2 separate regions of the Homo sapiens genome follow, and region 1 is linked to region 2. Evidence: chromatin loops called from intact Hi-C (ENCODE). Cell type or tissue: mucosa of descending colon. All regions are shown on one strand. Each heading gives the region's core, and the rest is flanking DNA. Links, peaks and the distances in the headings are about the cores only.

Region 1 (4,391 bases), core at 140-4,139, 60 kb after region 2:
TTCACTAATTTGCAGATCTCTCACACACACACATATGCACAAACACACAAACTGTTCTAATTACAATTTGTTGTTCATAATATTTTGAAGACAGCAACAATAAATTATGTTTATCATAGTTGTATGGGGTAACTCCACAGTTACTCTGCTGTAAACTTTCCTTGGTACCGTCCTGGAAATCTGAGGCCAGCACAGTTGGACCTGCTCACACGTCCCTTGGGATAAGAATAGGGACAAAGTTTTGTAAGTGTGGCTGCCCATTGTTAATCTCAGCTTGAAAAAGTAGACAGAACTCAGAAGGCTGAGGCAGCAGAATCGCTTGAACCTGTGGGACAGAGGTTGCAGTGAGCCAAGATCGCGCCATTGCACTGCAGCCTGGGCTACAATATCGAGACTCCGTCTCACACACACAAAAAAAAGTAGACAGAAAAAGAGATGATGCCACATGTCTAGTCACCAGTTTGTGTTTGCTAAGGTCTTTTTCTTTTAAAAATCAGTATAAGTTAAGCAAGAATAAATGCTTCCTCAATGTGTGCAATTTTTATTTGTCAATTATATCTCAATAATGCTGGGGAAAAACACTTTTTAAAATTTTTATTTTTATTATTATTATTTTTTTAAGAGGGAGTCTGGCTCTGTCACCCAGGCTGGAGTGCAATGGCACCATCTCGGCTCTCGGCTCACTGCAACTTCCAGCTTCCGGGTTCAAGCGATTCTCCTGCCTCAGCTTCCAGAGTAGCTAGGATTAGAGGCATGCGCCACCACGCCCGGCTAATTTTTGTATTTTTAGTAGAGACAGGATTTCACCATGTTGGCCAGGTTGGTCTTGAACTCCTGACCTCAGGTGATCCGCCCGCCTTGGCCTCCCAAAGGGCTGGGATTGCAGTTGTGAGCCATCGCGGCCGGCCTAAAAGAATTTTTTTTTTGAGACGGAGTTTCGTTCTTGTTGCCCAGGCTGGAGCGCAATGGCGTGATCTCGGCTCACTGCAACCTCCGCCTCCCCGGTTCAAGCGATTCTCTTGCCTCAGCCTCCCGAGTAGCTGGAATTACAGGCGCGCACCACCACGCCTGGCTAATTTTTTGTGTTTTTAGTAAAGACGGGGTTTCACCATGGCCAGGCTGGTCTTGAACTTCTGACCTCGGGTGATCCGCCTGCCTCGGCCTTCCAGAGTGCTAGGATTACAGGTGTGAGCCACCGTGCCCAGCCAAGAATTTTTTTTTTTTAAGTAAATATTTCTTTTTAGGGGTCAGATTTCGTGTTCACTTGCAAGCTCTCAATGACAGTGTTTTTTGCCTCGGCCTCCGAAAGTGCTGGGATTACAGGCGTGAGCCACCGTGCCCGGCCATTTTGGTTTTTTAATTTTTTTTTTTTTTCTTTTTGAGACAGAGTTTCGCTCTTGTTGCCCAGGCTTGAGTGCAATGGCGCAATCTTGGCTCACTGCAACCTCCATCTCGCGGGTTCAAGCGATTCTCCTGCCTCAGCCTCCCAAGTAGTTGGGACTACAGGCATGCGCCACCACGCCCGGCTAATTTTTTCTATTTAGTATTTCAACAGTTGGTCAGTCTGTTCTCGAACTCCTGACCTCAGGTGACGCCTCGGCCTCCCGAAGTGCTGGGATTACAGGAATGAGCCATGGCCTGGTTTTTAAATTCTTTTTAAAGATTGATACTTCATATTGATTTTGAATTTTTTTGTTTTTGTTTTTTGAGACAGGGTCTCGCTCCGTTACCCAGGCTGGAGTGCAGTGGCCCAATCATATTATAACTTACTGCTAATTTTAAAATTTTTTTCTGGGGAGGTTGGGGTTGGGGGTGGTGTCGTCTCCTTATGTCGCCCAGGCTGGTCTCAAACTCCCGGACTCAAGTGATTCTCTCGCCTTGGCCTCCTAAAGAGCTGGAATTACAGGCGTGAGCCACCCCACCCCGAATAACAAGTGATATTGTGTTACATTCGTATAATGTGTAATGATCAAATCAGGGTAACTGGGATAGCTGTCACCTCAAACACTGATCATTTCTTTGTGTTAGGAGCATTTCAAATATTTTCTTCTAGCTACTTTGAAATATACAGTAAATTACCGTTAGCTATAATTACCCTACTGTGCTACCGAACACTAGGTCTGACCGTATTTTAGTACCCATTCGCTGACAGTGTTTTTAAAACTCTCAAAAGCACCTCTTTATTTGTGATAACGATAGCTGCCAAGAACCATCTCTTAATCAACTGTCCAATGATCGCCCTCTCTTCCACCAAAACTAATCTCACGCGACCCAGATGGGACTCGAACCCACAATCCCCAGCTCCGGAGGCTGATGCCTTATCCATTAGGCCACTGGGTCACCACAGGATCCGGCTTCTCACACCCTCTCCTTACGCGATGCCATCATCACGCTCCCGCCCCCGCGCATCGCGGTCTCGCGCCGAGAGGCAAGTGATTTGGCAGCCGCCCCCAGCGGCGGCGGCGCGCGCCTGCGCTTTTCTGCGTCCCTGTCGGCCGCCTGGACTTCCCGCGCGCTGCGCCATGGGCCCGGAGCGGCCGCAAGGGCCCCGGAGGGCCTGCGCGTGACCCTCCGAGCTCTCCTGCCCGGTAACTGCATGGCATCCACCCCGCCGGGTTTGGGTGCTATCCTTCCTGTCGGGTTCTTCAAGCGTTCTTAACTCCAGTTGTCCATTGGGCTCACCTGGGGAATTTTAAACAAGGTTCCAGTGCCTGCCCCATCCCATTCTAGTTCAGTTGACTGGGGCGGACCTGGGCGTCTTCATTTTACAAAGCTCCCCGGGACCCTCTGCAGGGCAGGCGGCGTTGGGAGCCACTGCAGATCGCGAAATCCTCCCGCAGCTTCCCTCTCCCGCCAACCTTCTTGTCCCTGTCTTCTCTTTCTTTCCCGCGTTTATTCAGCAGAGATTAATGTGATAACCTGTTATGTGCTGGGAACTGTTGGGCTCCTGGGTGAACAGGCTTTTCCACCCCACGAGAACTTCAAATCTGACCTTTGTCCCTACGGCCATTCACCTTCAGCCGTTTTCCTCCCCCTGACTCTTCTTTCCCTCTGGAGTAAAGGGAAAATGAACATAACAAAGTCCCTAAGTGCAAAATAGTACGGGTTTGGCTTCCCCCTTCCCTCAGCCAACATCCTGAAGTTAAGTTTTGAGTAAAGACTTGGAGACTTTCTGGTGCCATGCACACTATCTGTATGTTTGTTGCATGTAAAGATGCTGCATTTGTGATTTTTACAAATACACAATTTCGTTTTCTTCTTAGACACGTAACACTTGTTCTTCACAAGTCTGTTTAAAATATGGCTAAGCCGGCCGGGCGTGGTGGCTCCTGCCTGTAATCCCAGCACTTTGGGAGGCTGAGGCTGGCGGATCACTTGAGGTCAGGAGTTGGAGACCAGCCTGGCCAACGTGGTGAAACCCTGTCTCTACTAAAAATACAAAAAAATTAGCCAGGCGTTTGGTGGCGTGCGCCTGTAATTCCAGCTACCAGGGAAACTGAGGCAGGAGAATCGCTTGAACCTGGGAGGCGGAGGTTGCTGTAAACCGAGATTGTGCCACTGCACTCCAGCCTGGGCGACAGAGCAAGACGGTCTCAAAAAAAAAAAAAAAAAAAAAGATAAGCCAGGTAAAGAAAATCGAAATTGGGCCGGGCTCGGTGGCTCACGCCTGTAATCCCAGCATTTTGAGATGCCCAAACGGGCGGTTCCCTTTAGGTCAGAAGTTCGAGACCAGCCTGGCCAAAAAGGTGAACCCTAATCTCTACTAAAAATGCAAAAATTACCGGGGCGTGGTGGCGAGCGCCTGTAGTCCCAGCTGCTTCGGAGGGTGAGGCAGGAGAATCGCTTGAACCGGGGAGGCGGAGGCTGCAGTGAGCCGAGATCTCGCCATTGCACTGCAGCCTGGGTGATAGAGCAAGACTCTTTCAAAAAAAAAAAAAAAAAAAAAAGGGACCGTGCGCGGTGACTCACGCCTGTAATCCCAGCACTTTGGGAAGCCGAGGCGGGCGGATTATGAGGTCAAGAGTTCGAGACCAGCCCGGCCAACATGGTGAAACCCCGTCTCTACCAAGAATACAAAAATTAGTGGGCCGTGGTGGCGCGTGCCTGTAATCCCAGGTACTGGGGAGGCTGAGGCAGGAGAATCGCTTGAACCTGGGAGGCAGAGGTTGCAGCGAAGCGGGATTGCACTACTGCACTCCACTCTGGGCGATAGAGCAAGACTCTGTCTAGGGGGAAAAAAAAAGAAAATCGAAATTCTGTAAGTCGGAGTTAACCACTCCTACAAAATGTATTAACATTTTGGTGCATATCTTTCTAATTTAGTCTGCGTGTGATGTGTTATCCTTGTTATCCTTGGCCTGTGAACTCTGAGGCATTCAGGAAATGCTTTT
Region 2 (4,391 bases), core at 106-4,105:
GTGGGCAGATCACCTGAGGGTAGGAATTGAAGACCAGCCTAGCCTACATGGTGAAACCCTGTCTCTAAAAGAATTTTTAAAAAAATTTTTAAGTCAGATTTTAAGAAATATTCTTATGGCCGGGTGTAAGTGGCTCATACCTGTCATCCCAGCACTTAGGGAGGCCCAGGCAGGCAGATCACTTGAGCTTAGGAGTTCAGTTACCTGAACAACACAGCAAGACTCCATCTCCTCAAAAAAATTAGCTGGGCATGGTAGTGAGCACCTGTAGCTACTTGAAGGGGTTGAGGTGGGAGGATCACTTGAGCCTGGCAGGTCAAGGCTACAGCAAGCCGTGTTTATGTCACTGCAGTCCAGGCAGGGTGACAAAGTGAGACACTGTCTCCACATAAGAAATACTCTTGGTCATAGCTATGATTTCTTTACACCAAGTTTGTTTGTGGATGCCAATCACAATGGGTTTGTTCCTAGGGTAATAAGGTTTGCTTTGATCATTTCCAAGAGTAAGTTGTACCACTAGATAGCAGAAGAGGTGTGCTTAAAAAGTATGGCAAATGCATATTGAGGAAGTAGTATGTTGGCCAGACACAGAGGCTCACGCCTGTAATCCCAACACTTTGGAAGGCCGAGGCAGGTCACTTGAGGTCAGGAGTTCGAGACCAGCCTGGCCAACATGGTGAAACCCCATCTCTACCAAAAATACAAAAATTAGCTGAGTTTGGTGGCACGTGCCTGTGGTCCTAGCTAGGTACTTGGGAGGCTGAGGTGGGAGGATCACTTGAGCCTGGGAGGTGAAGGGTACAGTGAGCCAAGACTGTGCCACTGCACTCTAGCCTGGGTGACAGAGTGAGACCCACTCTCAAAAAGAAAAAACAGAGTACAGTAAAGAAGCTGGCCAAAACCAAGATGGCGATGAAAGTGACCTCTGGTTGTCCTCACTGCTCATTAAAACTTTTTAAAAAATATATGAAAAGGGGCCAGGCAGTGTGGCTCACACCTGTAATCCCAGGACTTTGGAAGTCTAAGGTGGGTGGATTGCCTGAGGTCAGGAGTTCAACACCAGCCTAGCCAACATAATGAAACTCTGTCCCTACTAAAAATACAAAAAATTAGCTGGGTATGGTGGTGGGTGCCTGTAATCCTAGCTAGTTGGGAGGCTGAGGCAGGAGAATCACTTGAACCCAGGAGGTGGGGAGGTTGGAGTGCGCTGAGATTGTGCCACTGCACTCCAGCCTAGGCAACAAAGCACTTTGGGAGGCCGAGGCGGGTGGATCACCTGAGGTCAGGAGTTTGCAACCAGCCTGGCCAACATGGCGAAACCCCGTTTCTACTAAAAATACAAAAAAATTAGCTGGGTGTGGTGTTGCACGCCTGTAATCCCAGCTACTTGGGAGGCTGAGGCAGGAGAATTGCCTGAACCCAGGAGACATAAGTTGCAGTGAGCTGAGATTGCACCATTGACAAGAGCGAAACTGCATCTCAAAAAATATATATATGAAAAGAAAGTTATCTTTTAAAAAAAGAAAATAGTGCGTTATGTTGCACTACTCTCCCTGCAGTCTGAAATTCTAGACATAGGAGCATCATAATAAATAAGGCAAATCTGCCTCTTTTCTGCTTTATGCTGGTCAGACCACATTTTGAGTCTCAAGGCCAGTTCATGTCCAGTCTCACTGTAAGGACAGAGAGCAAGAGCAACTAGAAGAAAGCAGCCAGTGAGAGAGGATGCTTGAAATCACCTTCTGAGCAACCACAGAAAGAGCCCAGATGGGACAGGGGCAAGCCAGGAGGGACGCTCTTCCTAGCCACTTGGCTCATCTTTCAGTCAGCTCTCCTTTGAAGATAACTAGCAGCTTTCTAGTTGTTCTTACCTAGTCTTCATTTTGTTTCTAGTTGTCTTAGTTGGGTTTAAGATATAAGAAAACTCTTGTTTGCAACTAACTAAAACTCTCACGTTAGGCTGAACTGTGGAGCTACTTTGACAAGAGTGGGTAGTGTACCATCTTCTGGCCAGATCACACATTTACATGACTCTAATGATAGTCTTGTATTGTCTTTAATTGATAACAGGAAGAGCTGAAGAGAGACCTGAAAATTAAGAAAGAAAAAGACCTGATGCAGTTGGCTCAGGCCACAGCAGTAGCTGCACCCTGCCCCCCAGTGACACCAGCTCCTCCAGCCCCTCCAGCCCCTCCACCTTCACCTCCCCCTCCACCTGCTGTGCAACACACAGGCCTTCTGTCCACGCCCACCTTACCTGCTGCTTCCCAGAAGAGGAAGCGGGAAGAGGAAAAAGACTCCAGCTCAAAGTCCAAGAAAAAGAAAATGATCTCTACTACCTCAAAGGAAACTAAGAAGGACACAAAGCTTTACTGTATCTGTAAAACGCCTTATGATGAATCTAAGTGAGTAGATCTTTTTGAGCTCTAGTTTTTTGTCTTGAAAGTTTAGCTATTAAATTGGATTTTGAAGAAAATGAATATTTTGGGAGTGATATAAATGAAAATATTAAATTTAAGAGTAATGTTTCATCCATGGTCTTGCATGTGATATTCTTACCATTGACGCTAGTAAAGTAAAATTTGCTATTTCACGTGTTTGTGATTGTCCTTTGTTATATTCTTTTCTGTCAAAAACAAGCTTTCTGTTGCTCCTTTGCTTTCTCTTCTTCCCTCTGAATTAACTCCAAATCAGTGAGTAATTGATGTCTGGAGAAGGAGGTGTATTACTGTTGCCCAAAATGGAGAGCATCCTTTCTGGGATCTGTTCAAAGCCCTGCGAATACATGAAATCCTGGAAACCAGTTGAACATGAATGGTCAGAGGTTTTGAATTTGAGTGGTTCGGTTTCTTAATTGTTTTATTTTAAGCAGTTGTTTTTTTTTGTATTAAAATACTGCAACTCATATTTTTGTCAAAGTTTCCACTTTCTTATCAGAGACAAAAGCCAGAAAAATACAAAAAGTGTTCCTTTCCCCCATTCCTCAAGCATAACGTCCAACAGTTTGGCAGCTGGAAGCTGTTTTTGACAGTTGTGACTTGTATTTGGTGATATAAACAAGATTATAGAGGCACTAAACCGTAAATGTAGTTTCATTTTTTTGGTCATTACTATCATTTTACAAAATATTTAACTTCTACTTTGAACATTAAAATGTAGTCCAGCTTTTTAAAGCCACAGTTAACCACCATACTTTTTACAGGACCAAAAAGTCTGATTGTGCTTTAAAAACTGATCATTTAGAATCAATTAATTAGAATTAGGAATGCTTAATGCCTACCTTAAGTGGATACCTAATTGATTCCTAAAATAAAATTGTGGTCCCTTTAATGATGTTCAAGTTGCAACATTGAAGCTGCTTTGGTGGTGCTATCTAAATGATAATCTGTTTGCAAATGCCAAATGAAAACTCTTTGTTGGCAGATTGAGCTGTGTGCTGAATTAAACAGAAATCAATTTAGGCATCTTCACTTTTCATTATCTTATCTCATTGGAAATTATACATAATGTAAACAGTAGAACGTGATTCACTGATTTTTTTTTACTTTAGTTTAATACAAGTGTGCCTCACTTTAAGCAAAATATACTAAATGATTTCTGAAACAGGAGTTTCCTTACTTTTTCAGTTAAAAAGATTTGTTTACAGAATTTCTTTAAATAACAAGGCTTCTTTGGCCTGTTTAGAGTATTCAGATCACAGAAATTGATTTCACACACAACTTCTTTGAAATACCTACATTGCATAAAATGAGGCACACAGATACATGTGCCCATTCCATCGAGATTGCCTCATTATTTTGTGTTATTTTATATTTTTCATTTTGTCATTATTAACACTTTAGTATACCAGGTTCATTCACTCCCTATTTTAGTTGAGATGAGTTAGTGTTTCTAAGGAGTGTTTCGTAATCTCTTGTCCCAAACTAGGCTGGTTTGGGAATCCAGTGAGAGTGACTGAAAACTGAAATTCAAGTCCTGAACATCCTTCCAGAACACAGCCTATCACCCTGTGGAGATAACACACAAACTATCTCAGAGGACCCCCACCTGTGGCAGTGAAAATCATGTGAGAGTCATAGTTCAAAAGAAAAAAGTGCTGGGCACCGTGGCTCATACCTGTAATCTCAGCACTTTGGGAGGCCGAAGTGGGAGGATCACTTGAGCCCAGGTGTTTGAGACCAGTCTGGGCAACATAGAGAGACCCCGTCTGTACAAAAAATTGGCCAGGCGTGGTGGCTAATGCCTGTAATCCCAACACTTTGGGAGGCCGAGGTGGACGGATCACCTGAGGTCAGGAGTTCGAGATCAGCCTGGCCAACATGGCAAAACCCTGTCTCTACTAAAAATGCAAAAATTAGCCAGATGTGGTGGCACACACCTGTAATCCCAGC

Evidence for each region. Hi-C counts contacts between places; a loop is a spot of excess contacts. Peaks named below come from ENCODE experiments on the same cell type or tissue, not always from the same donor. Only the 100,000 strongest peaks of a DNase experiment are listed, where the experiment ranks them.
Region 1: a loop joins it to region 2, with 3 times the contacts of the local background. A loop is called at or near these places in 14 of 110 quality-filtered maps.

Annotation. Positions count from the first base shown.
Region 1 is chr17:68,017,630-68,022,020 of GRCh38, forward strand. It overlaps TRR-CCG2-1 (tRNA-Arg (anticodon CCG) 2-1), which reads right to left and starts at 2,340; the gene lies at 2,268-2,340. RefSeq lists a silencer at 2,193-2,312 and an enhancer at 2,258-2,831. In mucosa of descending colon, for the core only: CTCF peaks have their summits at 2,434 and 2,640; a DNase peak (open chromatin) is centred at 2,402; H3K4me3 peaks cover 796 bases.
Region 2 is chr17:67,957,471-67,961,861 of GRCh38, forward strand. BPTF (bromodomain PHD finger transcription factor) reads left to right here. Exons shown (of 28, transcript NM_182641.4): 24 at 2,071-2,405. Among named protein-coding and RNA genes, the nearest start is that of C17orf58, 37 kb to the right of the region's middle. In mucosa of descending colon, for the core only: no CTCF peak of the experiment used is centred there; a DNase peak (open chromatin) is centred at 2,204.